2 separate regions of the Homo sapiens genome follow, and region 1 is linked to region 2. Evidence: chromatin contacts called from ENCODE Hi-C or POLR2A ChIA-PET data. All regions are on one chromosome and are shown on one strand. The core of a region is the stretch at or near the end of the contact, and the rest is flanking DNA. Distances in the headings are between cores, read along the strand shown.

Evidence for each region. A loop is a pair of places that touch in the nucleus more often than their neighbours do. ChIA-PET counts read pairs that join two places held with the same protein, here RNA polymerase II (POLR2A). Pooled maps may share reads with other maps.
Region 1: a loop to region 2 is called in a map of ascending aorta, with 2.4 times the contacts of the local background. The contact joins the enhancer-like site here to the promoter of STT3A in region 2. A Hi-C loop is called at or near these places in 2 of 168 maps with a recorded cell type or tissue (aorta and ascending aorta) and 6 of 50 pooled maps. POLR2A ChIA-PET finds 5 or more read pairs at or near these places in 1 of 52 experiments (GM10248).

Annotation. Positions count from the first base shown.
Region 1 is chr11:126,111,059-126,117,487 of GRCh38, forward strand. No RefSeq gene overlaps it. Among named protein-coding and RNA genes, the nearest start is that of CDON, 51 kb to the left of the region's middle. Within about 2 kb of position 2,698, at least 20 of the 41 ENCODE cell types and tissues checked have a DNase peak (open chromatin) inside an H3K27ac peak, as active enhancers do; they include ascending aorta, where a contact is called at or near this core.
Region 2 is chr11:125,591,166-125,597,731 of GRCh38, forward strand. It overlaps STT3A (STT3 oligosaccharyltransferase complex catalytic subunit A), which reads left to right and starts at 1,687. Exons shown (of 18, transcript NM_152713.5): 1 at 1,687-1,753; 2 at 4,716-4,838; 3 at 5,894-5,954. The coding sequence starts at 4,751. STT3A-AS1 (STT3A antisense RNA 1) reads right to left here and starts at 1,403. Exons shown (of 4, transcript NR_132372.1): 1 at 1,253-1,403. RefSeq lists enhancers at 672-841, 959-1,553.

The DNA of each region.
Region 1 (6,429 bases), core at 1,448-3,947, 520 kb after region 2:
CCCAGGGGCTCTGCCTCCATGACCTAATCACCTCCCAGGGACCCCACCTCCCAATACCATCACACTGGGGATTTTGTTTCAACACATGAATTCTGGAGAGACACAAACATTCAGACTCCAGCATTTCCAATACGACTCGAGCCCCACCACACCACCCAATTCTTGGCAGTCCCTTCCCTTGGCCCTTGTGGCTCCCAGAACCCACAGGGTCCCTGCACGCAAGGGACTGAGCCCCAGAGCCACACTGCGGCTGCCCTTTGACTTTTCCCAATGCCCTGTCCCATCCAGAGAATTGGACCTCCTTGGAATGATGCTGACCCAAAAGAAGGCTGATTTGCAGCACCCTCTGGGCTGCTGGCCCCGGGGCCGGTCCTCTCAGGGCCCAGCATGATGGCTGCCTCGCCCCAGCTCTCCTGTCTCACTCCAGACTCCCTCATGCCTTGGAGCTGAGCCTGCAGGAGCTGTGGCCAGGGCAGGTTCTGGACCCTACTCCACCTCCCTAGCCCCTCCTCTCTCCTCCAAGCAGTCCCGCAGTGGGTGCCAGCCCTGCCTGGGGCTCTGGCTGCATGACAATTTCCAGGCCTACCTTGCGTGGGGACTGGGGATTGGGCATGATAAGAAACAGCACATGACAGATGTAGAGGTTGGGAAGGTGGCCTGGGAAGGCCTCTGCAGTGTGGATGCAGAAAACTTGAAGCAGAGTGGCTGGCAACTGCCCAGTCCTGGGCTTCCCAGAATGAAGGGAAGCCAGACCTGGGGGTGGAGAGAGGGGCCAGAAGATGCCCTCATCTCCCATGGAGTCGCCTGTCTGCTCGCGGTGCTTTTTCCAAGCTGCTGGCACAGCTCCCTCGCAGGCTATTATTGTCAACACCCTCCCTGTTGCCTGGTGTCCCCATGGAGGGACACTGCCATTGGCCATGTCTTTGCCACACCCTGTCCTTGCCACATCCCAGAGACCTGGGAGAAAGGACTGGGGATTTGAGGTCCCCAGGCAGCCCATAATGCCGAGAGACCTCACTGCCCCTTAGCTGTCAAGCTCCTCTCTCCTTGGCTTCTCTTCTGTGAATTTGAGACCCCTCTCTGCCATTCTACCTATGTCTTCTCCAAAAGCCTAGGGAAGGAAGGATCTGAGTGATGGAGACCCCTCACTCCCACACACAGGAAACATCAGGATGAGAAGCCCACATCTCTCCTCACTGGTGTCTCCCAAACCCACCTTCTCAAGGGATCTTTAGCCCCCAGCCTAGCAGTAGGTAGCATGGGCTCATTTTGAACCATGAGCCCAGAGCCGGGCTGAGCCCTTTCTCCACTGAAGGCCAATCTCTTGCCTATCCCCTGCCACACAAGTTTCCCATCCATTCTGGAACACCCTTAGTCACAGACTGTCTGTGTGGACTAAGGGGAGGCTTAGGGTGGCAGTAGCTGGACACTGTCTATACCTATGTCACCGAGGGATGCAGGGGCAGCTATTTCCTGGAAGAAGAAAACAGAGAAGCCCAGAGACAGGCGGCGGGGAGACAGAGGCGGAGACCAAAAGCAGCATGACAGAGAGACAGGAGCTGGGGGAAGCAGAGAGGGCCAAATTGACACCACATGGCTGCCGCGCCAGACCCCAGGGCCCAGCAAACAGGCTTCATGCTGTCAGTTGCCATGGTGACAAACATGCAGGAAATATCCAAGATAACTAGAATAGTGGCAATAACATGTGTTCTGGATAAAACCTTCCGCGGCCCCACCCCCTCCAGTGTATTCGTTGCATTACTCAGGATAAACTTGGCTTTTGCACATTCACCTTCCCCGAGAGGCTGGGGCTGCGGGTCCTCGGGTTGTCGGGTGAAAGGCACGGCTGCCCTTGGGAAACGAGTGGACCTGAGGCAGATTTTTGCTCAGGAAAAAAAAGGTGTATTTTGTGCCTCTCACCTCACTCCTGCCTCTCCGAGTCTGGATTTGGGCACCCATATCCTTCTGCTCTGGAACGCGAAGGCCAAGAAGAGTCTGAATTCCTGTTTGAGGTCACATAGCAGGTCTGAGGACAGAGGGGACATCCTGGGAGGTCCTTCAGGAGCCCACAAAGCATCCCAAGGGAGTTCAAGATCCATCAAGAAGCCAAAGCTAACGTGAGGGCGCCTGAGGCCGTGTGCAAAGCTGGACACCCTGGCAGTGCCGGTGCCTCTGCTGGGGCAACACTGCCTCCACTCCCGAAGCAAGGGCAAGGTATCCCGGGGGAAGAGGCAGAGAAGGGAGGGAGGAACAGGGGCGCTTTGGGGCAGGTGACTCTGAGAAAAGGAAGAAAAGGACAAGTTTGGCCTGGTATTCACACAGAAAAGTGACTCCCACACCTGAGAGAATGGAAGGAAGTAAGGGGGACATCTCAGAAGAGAGCAGAGCCTCCTAGAAAGCACCCCCTATTCCCCCAGCTCCTAAAGATTGACAGAGGGTTGGGGGGGGCGGGCGTGCCAAAGTCACCACTAAAGGCCCAGCTGGAAGCCAGCCAAGACAGTTGGTGCCCACCAGACTGTTTGGATTCCCCCTGCACTCTCTGGGTTGCTGGCAGAAAAGATTCCGTGGAAAGGACGCGAGATTTCAAGTCCTGCCACCTACTGCCTGTACAACCTCAGTGAGGCCGGTGACTTCCCAGGGCTTCCATCCTCTGCTGGGTGGAGCTAACACTAACTTATCTCTCCAGGCTGCTAGGCGGAGTAAATGCCACAGGGCACGTGGGAGCACTTGGCACATTGTAAAGCTCTGTGTCCAAGCTGTTGAATGCTGTTGTGACTCAGGCAGAGAGCAGCAGGCAGGCCAGGGAGAGGTTGCAGGCAAAGGTTCATGTGAGGAGACTCTGGTTTTTCTAATGACACTACACCCAGATTTTCCGATCTAAACAACCAGCTTCAGTTGTGATTTCCCATGTTGGAAAGTTTCTGGAAAATGATCCATGATAGAAATGGGTTTGGGAATGGTCCACCTGGACACAGTGGCCCTTACTTGGCTTGGAGCATTCCCCTTGGGAATGCCAGAACCAATTCGTGGCCTAGTGGGACAAAGGGAGCCGTTCTACCCAATGACCCTTGCTCCTGACCCTCTTCAGTGACCACAATCCCAGCCAGCACCCCTCCACCCCCCACCACCAATCGGGAGCATGAGCCAGGTCTGGAAGCGGCCCTTAAATGACCTTTTAGACCCAAGTGAGGTTTCCCAGCTCCCTTGGGAATCTAGGGATCTTACAAACTGAGATGAAACCAGATTAGCTTCCATTTTTGCTGTTGGGAAGAGTGAAATTCACCCCACTCATCCCAAGTTCAAAGCCTTACTTTGGTACCATGTTGCAAGGAATGTGGATGGAGGTGAGACAGAGACAGGTAGGGAAAGCAAGAAATGGCTCAAGCCTTGGTGCTCAGCTTCCCCAGTAACTGCCAAGTGTAGGGAGGGACTGGCTCAGGGAATCCTGTTCCCCAAACCCAGGACCAAGACAAGACCACTGGAGGAGCAAGGAGCTGTCAGCCCCTCACAGGTGGCACACCAGCTGGGCATGCAGGGGAAAAGGCAGACCGAGGCTGGGCCCAGGACCTCCACCATCCTGGCTCCGGGGGAGGACAGCAGGAGGCCTGGTCGGCAGAACACCACCCACCACCTCCCCAGCTGGCTGCCTTCTCTGTATCTGGTTTCACTCTCTCCACACTTATTTGCCACACCAGCAGAAGAGGCAGCTTCAGTGGCAGAAGTCTGGGTGTGTGTGGTGGGGGTGGGGGATGATGGGGGCAGAGGTGGGTGGTGGAGTGATGGGGTAGAAGGAGGACCCAGACAATCCCAGTTGCTTCTCCAAACACTATCAGGAAAGTTCAGAGCAAATAAGAGCTCTAGATGGCTGGAGCCCAGAGGAGGGCCTAGTGCCTGCCTGCACCCTGTCTTCACAATTCCCTAGGGTGTTTGAGAGAAGCAGAGGCAAACTGTCCATTACAGAAAAGCCTTAACCTGAGAAGGGGGAACCCGGTCTCCCTTCCCTACTCCATAGCCCCAGCTGGGACTCCAGCCCAAGCGCCGTGGAAGGTGTGGGCAGAATACAGAGGCACAAAATCTGCCCCAAAGACTTCGGGGTATGGTGTTTCATGGTCCCAGGGTAGGGACATAGTGCCGGCAGCCACTTTTTTTCTGTTTGCCAAGGAGCTTTCTCCCTGGGGATTAACAGGGCCTTCCTGCCACCCCATCTGGCTGGTACAGGAGCCAGAACACCACCCCTGGCTGCCAGCCAGCCTGTGTCGGGGGAGCCAGGGCTCTCTCAGAGACTTACAGACGTGGTGCTGGGGCCTTAGGGCAGGAAGAGGGAGGCAGAGGCCTCTGGGGCCACCCAGCTGGGAAGTCCTGACCCTGAAATTCAGCCAGTCCCTACCTCTGGCCTGTGGCTGAGGGTGGACAGGGAGTCAGGAGGGTCTCTGTTTTGCCTTCCTCCTCTCTCTCTCTCTCTCTCTCTCTGTCTCTCACTCTCTCCTGAAGATAGGGAATATATAACCAATCTATAACCTGGAAGACTGAGGACAGGAGACTAGGAGGCAGTGGACTTCAGTCTTGGTAAGATGTGATCGCCCGTTGGAAAGGCCAAGCCTAACTAAGGGTGGACAAGCTCTTGGACAGGGTAGGAATGGGACTGAGAACCCACTGTCTCCTCCTCATACCACTGCCCACATTTTATCCACTTTCTCTCAGGGACCCCCGAGACCCCGTAGCCAGGAACCCTCCCCCAGCCCCATGAAGGGAAGGAGGGCCCACTGCCCTGTGGGGTAATGAGCAGCTCCACCCTGCTTGGGAGGAGGGTCAGTGAGAGAGCCGCTGGCACATCAAAGAAGGCAGGGCCTGTGTCCCGGAAGGCAGCTCTCAACAGCCAGCAGCACCCATAGAATGGGACCACGCCAGACGGCCCCCAAGACCAATTCTCATCTCACGCTATGTGCCCCCCACCAAACGGCTGTAGCCTGCACTTGTCTGTCCGATCACCCTTCCCTGCACTGTGCTGAGTAAACAAACACAGCACTCAGGCAGCCCTCTGCTGGCAAACACGTCTGACTTAGCAACCGCTCCTAGAATAAATAAACACCACACGCTTACACACACTCAGACACACTTGCTCGTGCTCTTTCCTGGAACCGGGGACTGCTCCCTGTCCCACGTGCGGCTCCCACTGGGCCCCAGCCTCAAACAGGCTACATCAGAGTAGTGCCTGAGACTGTCACCCTTTGCCTGGGTGTGGGGATGAGCTGGGGCCTCAGGTGCACAGAGACCTGGACCCAGGCTTGGAGCTTCCTCAGGCAGCCCACCAGTCCCGGGGGGGGTGGGGGGTGCTCTGTTAGGAGCCACTCATCCTGAGGGGACCACCGGAATGAGACTCTAGACACTTGGAACATTACAGAAGTAAAAAAACCTTCGACATGATCCAGTCACCGGCTCAACCAGCAAAACCTCCCGCAAGCAGGGGGTGACCCGAACCCCAAGGATAGGCCTCACAGAGCCTCACAGATCAGAACTCGGGCCCCAAATCCTTTCCACTTCCCCACAGAGGCCCCCCCTCCCCCCATCCTCTGGATTCTTTTCACAGTTGTGTCCCTTCGGGGCCGGGATAGTTTAAGGGGGAAAACACCACCCAGATGGCAGATTCAGAGATGACAATTGGGCAGTAAAGCCTCCCGCTTAGTCCTGGAAGGACCTTCTCAGCAAGGTCCTGCTGGCCTTTACCCTTCCCTGGGAGCTTCCCAGGAGGTATCCTTGCCCTCTCCTTGGGAAGGGTGGCGTCTTGAGACTGCCAGCCCTGCAGTAAGTGCCAGGTATCCCTAACAAGAAGTCAGATGAAAATGTCAGTTACCTGGAGGCCTGTATTAAATCTAGGGGAACAATACAGGAAAAATCACTTAGGCCAAAGAGACTGGAAGTTACCCCCAGGAATTTGTGTTTAATACGTAAGAAAATGCAGGCGCACCGAGGCAGGGGTGGTGGTAGCATCCATTCCTGCCTTGAGAGACAGCTACAGACCAAGACAGGCCTGGCATCCGGCAGAGTGGCACAGCAGAGGCATCAAAGCTTGAGCTTCGGGCAGATCTGGTTTCAGATCTCAGCTTTTCTCTTATTAGCTGTGGAGGACTGGGCAATTTACCTCATTTCTTCTCTCTATAAAGTGGGGGAAATTCCCCTCTTTCATGATTGCTGTAAAGATTAATAAGATGGCATATATAAAGACGCCAGCACTAGCACCCTTGCCTTCAACAGTGACTGACAGAGATGGCATGATTTAAAATCCCACCCTTTGTTAAAGCTGGAAAAAACATATTTACGGAGTTGAAGCAGAATATGTGAGAAAGTGCATTATAATAAAAACGACCTACAAAATTGAGGCATTATCATTTAAAAGTTTCACTGTTCAGATTAATCTGTACTTTGTATATT
Region 2 (6,566 bases), core at 437-2,936:
GAACACAATCTTTCTAATTTTAATGCCCCCCTCCCCGCTTTTTTATTTTTAAAGAGAAAAAACTTCTTTTTGAGACGGAGTCCAGCTCTGTCGCCAGGCTGGAGTGCAGTGGCACGATCTCGGCTCACTGCAACCTCCGACTCCCTGGTTCAAGTGATTCTGTGTCAGCCTCCCGAGTAGCTGGGATTACAGGCACGCGCCACCACGCCCAGCTAATTTTTCTATTTTTAGTAGAGACGGGTTTCACCATGTTGGCCAGGATGGTCTCTACCTCCTGACCTCGTGATCCGCCCGCCTTGGCCTCCCAAAGTGCTGGGATTACAGGGGTGAGCCACCGCGCCCGACCAAAACTCGTATTTTGAAGAAGCATTTACTCCAAGTTCTGTAATTCCTTCAGGCTCAGCTTCAGTTTCCTTTTGTTAAAGTAAAATTACATCGAACACTTACTACTAAAAACAAAACCAAAAAAAAGCAGATCTATTGAATCATAACGTCCTGGGGCGAGCCTGGTCATGTGGATTTTGAAAAAAATGCATGTGATTCTGAAGCAGTGATTTAAATAATGACCTTTCAATAAGTGGTGGGTTCCGTTCATGGGAGAATAGGAAACTGCGTGAGTGGTAGAGGCAACAAGTTCGAAGAGCTGCGAGACGTTCCCACTCTCTCTGGTGTAGCCTTGGCTCACCGAGGCGCGCAGGGAGTGGAAGTGCCTGAGGATAAAGGTGTACACGTGCGAGTCTGAGATGATGGAATTGCTGCTCAAACTTCGTCCCCTTCTCTGCCCTCAGCAAACTTATTGGGGGTCGGGGAGCGCGTGGGGTGCGAGAGAAGAGAGGCAAGTTAGGATAGGGAGAGCGGCTCTCTGGCCGGTATTTTAACAAAGGGCTGAACTGACTAAGCATGGCCGGGCTGCCTCCCGGTCTCCCGAGGAAGCCCGCTTGCTGCTGGGGAGGGCTGTGCCTCCGCGGCGGTGGCTGTCTCAGCTGGCAGTAGAAATGCTTCCAGCTTAGCCCCGACAACCCCTTTAGGCCTAGGCACGCTCTTTCACAAAACCAGGGGCTGTGAACTCTGTCAAGGTTCCCAGGTCCATCGCAGTTACCAAGGCACAGTAAAAGCTCGAGTCAACTATCAGGCACATCCTGCAAAAGACGAACTGTCTGGACCAGTCCGCGTTTGAGTTTTAATTGAGAATAAATAGGTAGAAAATGCTTCCCTCCTCTCCTTTCACCTTGTATTAGGTAACAATTTCTACCTTAAAAAAGACGGGAGACGAGCGGCTCCGCATTCCGAGTTACTGGGACTTGGAGCAAGGGCCTATTTCAGCGTAGTTTCCGCTTCTTGTCACATGACGGGAGTCAGTGGGCCGCGCCTTCCCACTGCGACTCCCCGTGGGTCCGCAAACCGACACGTCACTCCTCGGCCCTCAACCAAACTGCTTGGGGCACGTTCTTTCCGCGCTCTTGACTCCTACGCGCCGGCCTATGACAGCTCGGCGGGAGCATACAGACCTGCCTCTAGACTGCTAAGTGATAGCTGTAATGACCAATTAAAAACTTGAATCGCGGCCCGGTTTACGCCTCCGGATTTGACAGACAGTTCCGAGACCCTATCGCTCTCCAGAAGCGTCCTATTGGCCTGGAGCCAGCCAACGGGGGAGCGGTCCGGGAGGCGGACCCGGCTCCTGCCAGGGTTGGGTGCGCCGCTGAACGGATGGCTGAGGGAGCCCCGCGGATCGTTTAGGAAAGCCGGCCAGGTGAGAAGGCCGTAGAACGTAACTTGAAAATCAGCGGCAGGTGCAGTCCATGGCGTTGATGGGGCTGAACGAAGTGCAGGAGGCAAAACTCTAAATGGGGGTGGAGAGCAGAGCTTAGGGCCTTGCAGAGGAGGGGGCGTGGGGCGTGGTGTGGGGGCTTCCTGGATGGAAGGATGCGAAGGTCTAGGGAGGGAGGGTAAGGTGGGTCTTGAGAACAGAGCGTGGGAAAGACTGGGTCCTGGGACTAGTTATGGAGGGGAAGGCGCGTAGGATGCTGGGGTGATGAGTGTCCCGCGCTGAGGGGTATCAGAGGTGGTCAGTTCTTTGAGGGTGGGAAGAAGAGGGAGGTGGGACCCGCTGGAACGACCGGAAGGGAGAAGAGAGTAAAAGATCGTGAGAGGGTGTGGAAACGTGTGTAGGAAAACGGGGCTGGGGAAATTGCAGTCTGGGAAACTAGAGGCAGGGTGGCAGGAGATGCCACAGCTTGCAGGGCACAGTTGAGGAGAGCAGGTTGGTAAGTGTTTTAAGAAAGGTGTCTTTGCTCTTATTTGCTTGGCGGTGTGCGAAAGTGACCAAAGAGCACGAGATGAAATCTCCCTTACGGCCCTGCCCTCAATGACTAGCTCGTTTACTCAAGTTTTCAAGTAGAGATCCTAGCAGTCTCATTTTGGTGTGTGGCTCGTATCAACGCAGTGGTGTTAAGTTTGTTCCTATTTCAGGCATTCCAGAAAACAGCTGCAAACCCTGAGAGATATGGCTGGATTGTTGACCTCCTGGAGTAGTTAGGCCTTTATTTTTAGTTGCAAAGTAAGCTTTCCCTTTGGGACTATACTTAAACACATTTCTAAACTGCTCTTCTGGGACAGTTAATTATGGAGAACATGCTTGACTTCTCAGTGTTGGGGCTAGCATTCTATATGCCTTCCACCTAGTCCAGTGTTGTTGTTGTTTTGTTTTTCTCCTTTATTCCAATAATAGTGGGAAAAAAGATTCATGGAGGAGGATAGACAAACGTTTGTTAAGGGATACACAAGTACAACTAGATAGGAATAAATTCTAGTGTTCTATAGGATAACTATTATTAGGAGTATAATTAACAACAAAAATACACAATTTGTTGTATATTTTCAGATAGCTAGAAGAGTGGATTTTGAATATTCCTAAGACAAAAAAAATAAGGTGATGAATCTACTAATTATTTCCCGACTTGATCATTACACATTATATACATGTACCAAAATGTCACACTGTACTCCATAAATATGTACAATTATGTGTCAGTCAAAAAGAATAAAAGCAAAACATCTTGAATGGTGTTGCATATCCTTTGTTATAGTCGTTATAACTTAGCTCTTGATCACCTTGTAATTTAAAAAAGTAGGTCTGGGCGTGGTAGCTCACGCCTGTAATCCCAGCACTTTGGGAGGCTGAGGTGGGCAGATCATGAGGTCAAGAGATCCAGACCACCCTGGCCAACATGGTGAAACCCCGTCTCTACTAAAAATACAAAAATTAGCTGGGCGTGGTGGCGCACACCTGTAGTCCCAGCTTCTCATGAGGCTGAGGCAGAAGAATCGCTTGAACCCAGGAGGTGGATGGAGGTTGCAGTGAGCCGAGATGGCACCACTGCACTCTAGCCTGGCGACAGAGCAAGACTCCGTCTCAAAAAAAAAAAAAAAAAAAAGATAGTAGTACTGTCTTATACAAGAATAACTAACCTATGGTAGATTAGTGCTATATTGCTATATAAATAATTCATATCTGTCATGTGATTTCCATTTTGAACTGCCTACAGATAGTGTCCCTCAACATTTTAATCTACTTTTTTTAATCCCCCGACTCTTCTGCTTCAGTAGGAAAAATTCGTTTTCTTTCCCTCTAGATTATCATCTGATGCCATCAAACTGTCTGTGTAATTTAATCAGTCTCTTAAATCAGCATTGTCAGTTACAGAGAAGCCTTGAGACAGATGATTGGAAGCGGGTATAGATCTGAGCAGTCGTTACAGTCTGATATATGGGATGAGAACACAGTGGATCTGTGTTTGGGTACCTCCACCTCTTTTTGAGTGCATGATTGTACCTGCATTAGTTATCAGGTATGCTGTTAGTTGACCCGACAGCCCCATTGGGATTTGGAAAAGAAAAAAGTTTATAGCCATTCAGTTGAAGTTTAAATTTAGGGCTCGAAATTGTGTTGATTCAGTCGTGACTTCTATTTTTCCTCTTAATGCCTTTCACTTCTTCTTTTTTTTTTTTTTTCCTTTTTAAAGAGAGGAGGTCTGGCTCTATTGTCCAGGCTGGAGTGCAGTGGTGTGATCCTAGCTCACTGCAGCCTCCAACTCCTGCCTCAGCCTCCTGAGTAGCTGGGACTGCAGGTGCAGACCACCAAGCCTGCATAATTTTAAACAGTTTTTTGTGGAGATGGGGTTTTGCTGTATTGCTCAGATTGGTCTTGAACTCCTGGCTTCAAGCGATCCTCCCTCCTTAGCCTCTGAAATTGCTGGGGCTTGCACTTCTGGTCTCAATGTTTATTTCCTGCTTCCCCCCCTCCGCCCCTGCCACCCCATATAGTCCTGCCTTTTCTTGAGTGCTCTCTTTCTCCATTTTATTATTTTTCAGTATTTCCAATCTTTCCTGTTTATTTTTTCATCTCTTCCTTGTGCTATACTATTGCTAATTGTGCTTATGTACTTGTTAGCTGTGAAGGAGTGGGAAATAGAATTATGGATGGTTTATTCTGACCACTCCATTTTAGTCTTGACACATAGACCTGACTTGTGCCTACTTCCTTGCAAGTTGATCATACTTTAGGCCAGGCTTGGATACTAGTATTAGCCTTGACCCTGTCTGGTGTTTTTGCTAGCTCCTACGTCCTTTATGATTCCCTCTCATCATAAAATATGAAAATTAAGTAAATTGAAGGTGTTCAATATCTTGTGGTCTTGACTTTTTCATTTTAGCTGATCGTCGTGTGTTGCCACCCATTCATGTCAAGATGACTAAGTTTGGATTTTTGCGATTGTCCTATGAGAAGCAGGACACACTTTTGAAGCTTCTCATTCTGTCAATGGCTGCTGTATTATGTGAGTGTGCATGTGAACCTCTCTTTCTTTGGGGATAGAAAGAAGAAAGTCTAGAAAAAAATTGAAAATCGCTATCTTAAAATGCCTTGTTCTTTTTAGCAGATTGTTACATTTTTCCATTCCTCATTAGTATAATTTTATGAAGGCAAAATAAAAGGAATATAAAAGTCAGGGCTATGGGCCACATGCAGTGGTTCACGCCTGTAATCCCAGCACTTTGGGAGGCTGGGGTGGGTGGATCACTTGAGGCTGGGAGTTTGAGACCAGCCTGGCCAACATGATGAAACCCTGTCTCTACTAAAAATACAAAAACTAGTTGAGTGTGGTGGTGGATGCCTGTATTCCCAGCTACTTGGGAGGCTGAGGCACGAGAATCGCTCGAACCTGGGAGGCAGAGGTTGCAGTAAGCCGAGATTGCACCACTGCACTCTAGCCTGGGCAACAGAGCAAGACTCTGTCTCAAAAAAAAGAGGGCTGTGATCATCTTTGAAAGAATGGGAAGCATGCTGTGCCAATTCTGTTTTCTCATAGGGTTGAAAGTGATATTGGGGACCCTTGGATAACTGATTTTTGTAAAAGACAATTATCTTCAATTTAGATGTCTCCTATAGTATTTTTGAAAGTCTCTTGAGAGTTTACTCTGTATTTTAGATTTTCTGGCTCTTCATGAGTCCTAGGTGTAATTTTGCTTGCCATACCTATTACTTTGCTCCAAGGTTAAGGTTAGTTATGTGTGTATGGTGGGGGAGTCAGCGTATATAAAAGATGACCATGTAAGTTGAGTTTGGTATTAGTAGGTGAATGTAATGTTATAGGCTTTTATAATTAGTTAACTGTGACCTATGAAAGTGGAAAATGTAGATGCCATTGTCAGGGGAAAGTAAACTTCTCTTGTTTCCTTTATGTGGGGAAAGATGGATAAAGACTTTATTCAGGGATTATTTTATATTTTCTGTGACCTCTCTACTGGATAATACTGTCTTCATTATAATACTATATCTGCTGTTCTTTCATGGCACATTACCAATAAAATATTAACTCTCTGGTTTTTGCAGCCTTCTCCACTCGTCTGTTTGCTGTCCTGAGATTTGAAAGTGTTATCCATGAGTTTGATCCGTGAGTACCTTTGCTTGATCTGGTATTATTTCCTTTGGGAGGCATTCAGGTTCATGGGTTTCAGATTCAAATTTCAGTCAGCTCTCAGTGATAGAGATGTGCTTTCAGTACATTTAAGGGAAAAAAAAACCCTTAAATTCTTCCAAAGGAGATAATTATCTCCTTTTAAGACGTATGTGTTGGAGTCCAGCACAGTGGCTCACACCTGTAATCCCAGCACTTTGGGAGGCTGAGGTGGAGGGATCACTTGAGCTCAGGAGTTCAAGACCAGCCTGGGCAACATGGTGAAACCCCATCTCTACAAAAAAAAAAAAAAAAGTATGTGTTGGAATTGACCAAGTAAGTCTCTGAAACTCAAAAAATGTGAGAGGCATTGCTAGTATGTCTGCCTATCACTTAAGATCTGGCTAGGCTAAGAGAATTCTGGCTGCCCAGTTTGGTAAAAGTTTGTGATGCAGATTGAAGGAAAGGGTCCTGGTGTGTATTCCAGGCTCAGAAGAGAATCACAAACAATGGACTTGAGATTCATGACATTTTGCTGTTTGTTTGTTTGTTTAGCAATTTATGTGATAGAAATTGGGCTTCTTAGTTAAATTCTAGGGCAATGAAAAA